2 separate regions of the Homo sapiens genome follow, and region 2 is linked to region 1. A link is a contact called in ENCODE Hi-C or POLR2A ChIA-PET data. All regions are on one chromosome and are shown on one strand. The core of a region is the stretch at or near the end of the contact, and the rest is flanking DNA. Distances in the headings are between cores, read along the strand shown. Region 1 holds the start of C16orf46 (chromosome 16 open reading frame 46). Region 2 has its middle 57 kb from the start of BCO1.

Region 1 (2,631 bases), core at 42-2,541:
TCTCATTGGCTCTCCACTGTGCCACACACCCTCATCTTCCTACAAGCTATAGGTTTAAAGGAATCTTAAATTCCAACCAGGGAAAGATGAGTTTCTGGCAGCCTCATTTGGAATTTGAATGAACGTTCCTGTGGGTCGGCTCCTTAACAACCTATGCTGAATGAAGGAATAATCATTAGAAATATTGTTAGCCATGGCAGAAGTTAAGTTTCTTAATACAGGACCAATCTTCACTTACATGAACCAGTTAAATAGGTCCTGAAGACTGACCTGGGCATCCTGATCATTTGTGACACAGTTTCTACAGGAAAATGAGTTGGGAGTCGCATTTAGAAACACACTGGAAGGAGCTGAACCTTTGTCTGAAAGTTAAGCACCCGCGCCACCCAACTTGCACAATTTGTTCATATTTCCAAGAGTATAAATTTTATCCTCCTTGTTAATTATATGTGCCTTCTGCTTATTATATGCCTACAGGTCACAGGAACCTCAAGTATTTCACAGAATGATGCCAAGGAGCGCAGTTTCTACACCATCCCTCCCGATCAGACCACATCTATTCCAATCTCAGTCTCAAACTCTTCCCCTTTTTCAACTCACATTAATGAATTCACTAAGTACCTAGCACTGAGAATAAAAAGCTAAAGCAGCATCCGTCTTCTCTACTCTCACACAGCTTACAGTCCACAGCAAAGCGCAAGTCATCAAACACACGCGCTCCACCTGCCACCCCTAAAGCCCAGGCGCATCACGCTCGGCTCCACCTCTTCATCTAGCCCCGCCCCTTCCTGCAGGCCACACCCCTTTCTCTATCAGGCTCCTCCCTTTATGCCATAAGCCTTTTTTCCTCATCTAGCTCTTCCCCTTCCTCCGCCAGTTCCTACCGTGCCACAAAGACGCCTGCCCTTCTTTCAAACTATCCCATTCAGAAAAGCGTTCTGGATTGCCCGTTCGAATTCCTCCCCGTCCTCCGTCTACCCACCCTTAAAGGGTTCCGCTCCCAACGGATCCTCCTCAGGCCCCGCCCCTCCCCAGACCCCGCCCGCTCTGGGGAAGCCCCGGCACATAGTGCCTCTGCCTTTCGCTCCCTCTCGCTTCCTTTCGAACGAGGCAGGGACTCTCGCTCTGTCGCCTTTGGAGTGGTCCCGGGCCTTGCCCCAGGGGTGGAGAAATGGCCGCTCACACCTACCTGTGGGGCCAAGCGGATGGAAGGCCCCGAGACAGCTAGTCCCGGCCTACTGGCAAGAGCTACTCAGGTCGCTGCCGGATGGGCCGTTGCCTTGGGTTACGACCACGCTGGGGGCGGGACCGCGGCGGAAGTGACGTAGCCCAACAAAGCCTAGCACTGGCGAGGCGGTTCGTGGCATCTCCTATCCGCTCCGGGCGCTGCCGCCGGAAGGGCCAGCGACGGAGGGTCTCAGATGGCGGGGCTTGAGGCCCACCCGGGCTCTCGGGTCGGCGAGTCCCGTTGGGGAGCCCTTGTGCCTGCTAGGATATTTAGCAGATGCCAGGCGGCCAGAAACGTCCTCACTTTTCTCCCTCGGCCCTCTGGGGAACCGCCGTGAGCGTTTCCCACGGACACAAACTTAACAGGCCCAGAACGTCCAGGGAGGACGCGTTGTGAGCCTCAAAGAGCCCACTTACGTGACCGACAGCACCAGGCCGACGGGCACTCGCTGAACTGCTGGCCCGGAGCAGCACAGCTCTTAAGTGGGCAGTGGCATCTTTTATACAAATAAAGGAAGGTGGCCCCACGTCCCTAAAACAACAGCTTGCTGAAGAGAGATCGCAAAGCATCCCCCACTCCAGCTCGGGTCTGACTCCAAAGCCCTTCTGCTTTAGAAAGTGTGACTATTTCTGCTGTAGAAAACCGGTATCTAGGCCAGGCGCGGTGGCTCACGCCTGTAATCCCAGCACTTGGGAGGCCGAGGTGGGTGTATCACCTGAGATCAGGAGTTCGAAACTAGCCTGGTCAACATGGCGAAACCGTGTCTCTACTAAAAATACAAAAATTCGCCGGGTGTGGTGGCGGGCGCCTGTAATCTCAGCTATTTGGGAAACTGAGGCAGGAGACTGGCTCGAACCCGGGTGGCGGAGGTTGCAGTGAGCTGTGATGGCACCACTGCACTCCAGCCTGGAGAGCAAAACTCAAGTCTCAAAAAAAATTTTGGTATCTAAGTTCTCTAGCACTGTGATTGCTCCAATGAGACGGATTCAGCTATAATTCTATTCCAACTTTTTTCATACGTGTAAGCTTAGGTACCTTGTTCACATAAATAGGAAGATGCAAATAAAAGGGGTTTTATTGTATCTCAAGCTAGTAAGTATTAACCAAAAACATTTAAATGTTTTATCAGTTGACAATTTGTTTTGGTCTTCCTTCAGATCTATTGAAAACAGCTGGGCACCGTGGCTCACACCTGGAATCCCAGCTGAGGCAGGAGGCTCCCTTGAGCCCAGGAGTTGAAGGTTGCAGTAAGCTATGATTGTGTCACTGCACTCCAGCCTGGGAAACAGTGCAAGACCTTGCATATTAGAAAAAAGTTTCTGGGAAGTATACCAAAAGTCTTAACTAAGATTTGCTAAATGAATATTAATTAAATAACCTAACGGCAAGTACATGGGGAAGTT
Region 2 (2,631 bases), core at 91-2,590, 100 kb after region 1:
AGCACTTTGGGAGGCTGAGGTGGGTGGATCATCTGAGCTCAGGAGTTCAAGACCAGCCTGGCCAACATGGGGAAACTCTGTCTCTACTAAAAATACGAAAATCAGCCGGGCATGGTGTTATGTGCCTGTAATCCTGGCTACTTGGGAGGCTGAGGCAGGAGAATTGCTTGAACCCAGGAGGCAGAGGTTGCAGTGAGCTGAGATTGTGTCATTGTACTCCAGCCTGGGTGACAGAGTGAGACTCTGTCTCAAAAAAAAAAAAAAATTAAAAAGAAAATATTTTTGAGACGGAGTCTCACTCTGCTGCCCAGGCTAGAGTGCAGTGTATGATCTCTGTGCACTGCAACCTCTGCCTCCCAGGTTCAAGTCATTCTCCTGCCTCGGCCTCCCAAGTAGATAGAATTATAGGCACGCATCACCATACCCCGCTAATGTTTTCGTATTTTTAGTAGAGACGGGGTTTCACCATGTTGGCCAGGCTGGTCTCAAACCCCTGACCTCAGGTGATCTGCCTGCCTCGGCCTCCCAAAGTGTTGGGATTAAAGGCTTGAGCCACCATATCCAGCCTTGTGTGCAGGTTATTGATGGAAGGAGGATTCACAGGGAAAAGCAGTGCAGAGAGGGAAACAGCAGAGAACAAAACAAGGCAAAAAACAGTTACTGGAGGCATCCAGCCTCTGCCTGGTCACACGGAGAGCCCTGAAGTGTAAGTTGCACAACTGAAATCACCCTACCTGGGGACAGAGAAGCTGGGCTATTAGACCCTCCACCCATCAGTCGTTGGCCAATGGTCAGGCCACAAAAGCTGGAGTTAGGATCGTCCGCCTGGGAAGCAGGACTTTTGCTGAGATGCCAAGAGCACCCGCTGCAAAGTTTCTCCAGAGCTTATGCTCCTTTGTGCCCATTTGCCCTGCTGTCAATTCCCTGATTTTCTCCCCAGCCCAATACCCTGAGTCCCACACCACAGGCTCTGAATGGAATTGACCCAACCCTGGCCCAGTACCGGGCATGCGACACGGGTGTGCTGAAAGCGCAAGGGAGATTTCCATTCTTGAGTGGTTGTCACTGTGCTCACCTGCTCTGTTGGGGTGTTGTCCAAATACCAGCTGAACATAGCCACTGGAGAGTCCTCCCCCATGGTGACCCTGAGCAGAATGTCTTTGCTGGCATTAACTGGCCTGCAGTTCCTCTCACAGCTGAAAGGCAGACAGAGGACAGAGTGAGGAAGCTCCCCGAGGCATTGCTATCATCTGGATGTTTGTCCCCTGAAACCTCATGTTGAAATATGATCCCCAATGTTGGAGGCGGGGCTTCATGGGAGGTGTTTGGGTCATGGGGTTGGATTCCTCATGACTGGATGAATGCCTCCCTCGGGAGCGAGTTCTTGCTCTATTAGTCACCACCGGAGCTGGTTGCTAAAAAGATGGCCGGGAGCAGTGGCTCACGTCTGTAATCCCAGCACTTTGAGAGGCCCAGGCGGGCAGATCATGTGAGGTTAGGAGTTTGAGACCAGCCTGGCCAACATGGTGAAACCCTGTCTCTACTAAAAATACAAAAATTAGTGGGATGTGGTGGTGGGTGCCTGTAGTCCCAGCTACTCGGGAGTCTGAGGCAGGAGAATCATTTGAACCAGGGAGATGGAGGTTGCAGTGAGCCAAGATCACACCACTGCACTCCAACCTGGGTGACAGAGTAACACTCCATCTCCAAAAAAAAAAAAAAAAAAAAAGAGCCTGGCACCTCCCACCCTTCTCTGCACACACCAGGTCCCCTTCATCTTTCACTGTAAGTGGAAGCAGCCTGAGGCCCTTATCAGATACAGATGTCCAGTCTTGGATTTTCCAACCATAAGAATCATGAGCCAAATAAATCTCTTTTCTTCTTTCTTTTCTTTTTCTTTTCTTTTTTTTTTTTTTTTTGAGACAGAGTCTCGCTCTGTCGCCCAGGCTGCAGTGCAGTGGCGCGATCTTGGCTCACTGCAACCTCTGCCTCCCAGATTCAAGCAATTCTCCTGCCTCAGCCTCCTGAATAGCTGAGATTACAGACAGGCACCACCATACCCAACTAATTTGTATTTTCAGTAGAGACAGCGTTTTGCTGTGTTGGCCTGGCTGGTCTTGAACTCTTGGCTTCAAGTGATCCACCCGCCTCAACCTCCCAAAGTGCTGGGATTACAGGCATGAGCCACTGCGCCCAGCCAACCATTTTTCTGTATAAATTACCTAGCCTCAGATATTCCTTTATAACAATGCAAAATGGGCCGGGCGCGGTGGCTCACACCTGTAATCCCAGCACTTTGGGAGGCCGAGGCTGGTGGATCACGAGGTCAGGAGATCGAGACCATCCTGGCTAACACGGTGAAACCCCGTCTCTACTAAAAATACAAAAAATTAGCCAGGCGTGGTGGCAGGCGCCTGTAGTCCCAGCTACTCGGGAGGCTGAGGCAGGAGAATGGCGTGAACCCGGGAGGCGGAGCTTGCAGTGAGCCGAGATAGCGCCACTGCACTCCGGCCTGGGTGAAAGAGCAAGACTCCGTCTCAAAAAAAAAAAAAAAAAAAAAAAAAATGCAAAACGGACTCAGACAGGCATTGTGACCACTGGCCTGGTCTTTTGTCCAGTCCTTCTCAAGTC

What was found. A loop is a pair of places that touch in the nucleus more often than their neighbours do. ChIA-PET counts read pairs that join two places held with the same protein, here RNA polymerase II (POLR2A). Pooled maps may share reads with other maps.
Region 2: a map of ascending aorta shows a loop between it and region 1 (9-fold over the local background). The contact joins the enhancer-like site here to the promoter of C16orf46 in region 1. A Hi-C loop is called at or near these places in 5 of 168 maps with a recorded cell type or tissue (PC-9, ascending aorta, dorsolateral prefrontal cortex and 2 more) and 12 of 50 pooled maps. POLR2A ChIA-PET finds 5 or more read pairs at or near these places in 9 of 52 experiments (A549, HEK293T, HepG2 and 4 more).

What each region holds. Positions count from the first base shown.
Region 1 is chr16:81,075,947-81,078,577 of GRCh38, forward strand. It overlaps C16orf46 (chromosome 16 open reading frame 46), which reads right to left and starts at 1,292. Exons shown (of 4, transcript NM_152337.3): 1 at 1,190-1,292. It overlaps C16orf46-AS1 (C16orf46 antisense RNA 1), which reads left to right. Exons shown (of 2, transcript XR_007065137.1): 2 at 478-652. RefSeq lists enhancers at 824-963, 1,055-1,715, 1,554-1,603, 1,716-2,374.
Region 2 is chr16:81,180,076-81,182,706 of GRCh38, forward strand. It overlaps the pseudogene PKD1L2. Among named protein-coding and RNA genes, the nearest start is that of BCO1, 57 kb to the right of the region's middle. Within about 2 kb of position 1,341, at least 17 of the 41 ENCODE cell types and tissues checked have a DNase peak (open chromatin) inside an H3K27ac peak, as active enhancers do; they include PC-9, ascending aorta and gastrocnemius medialis, where a contact is called at or near this core.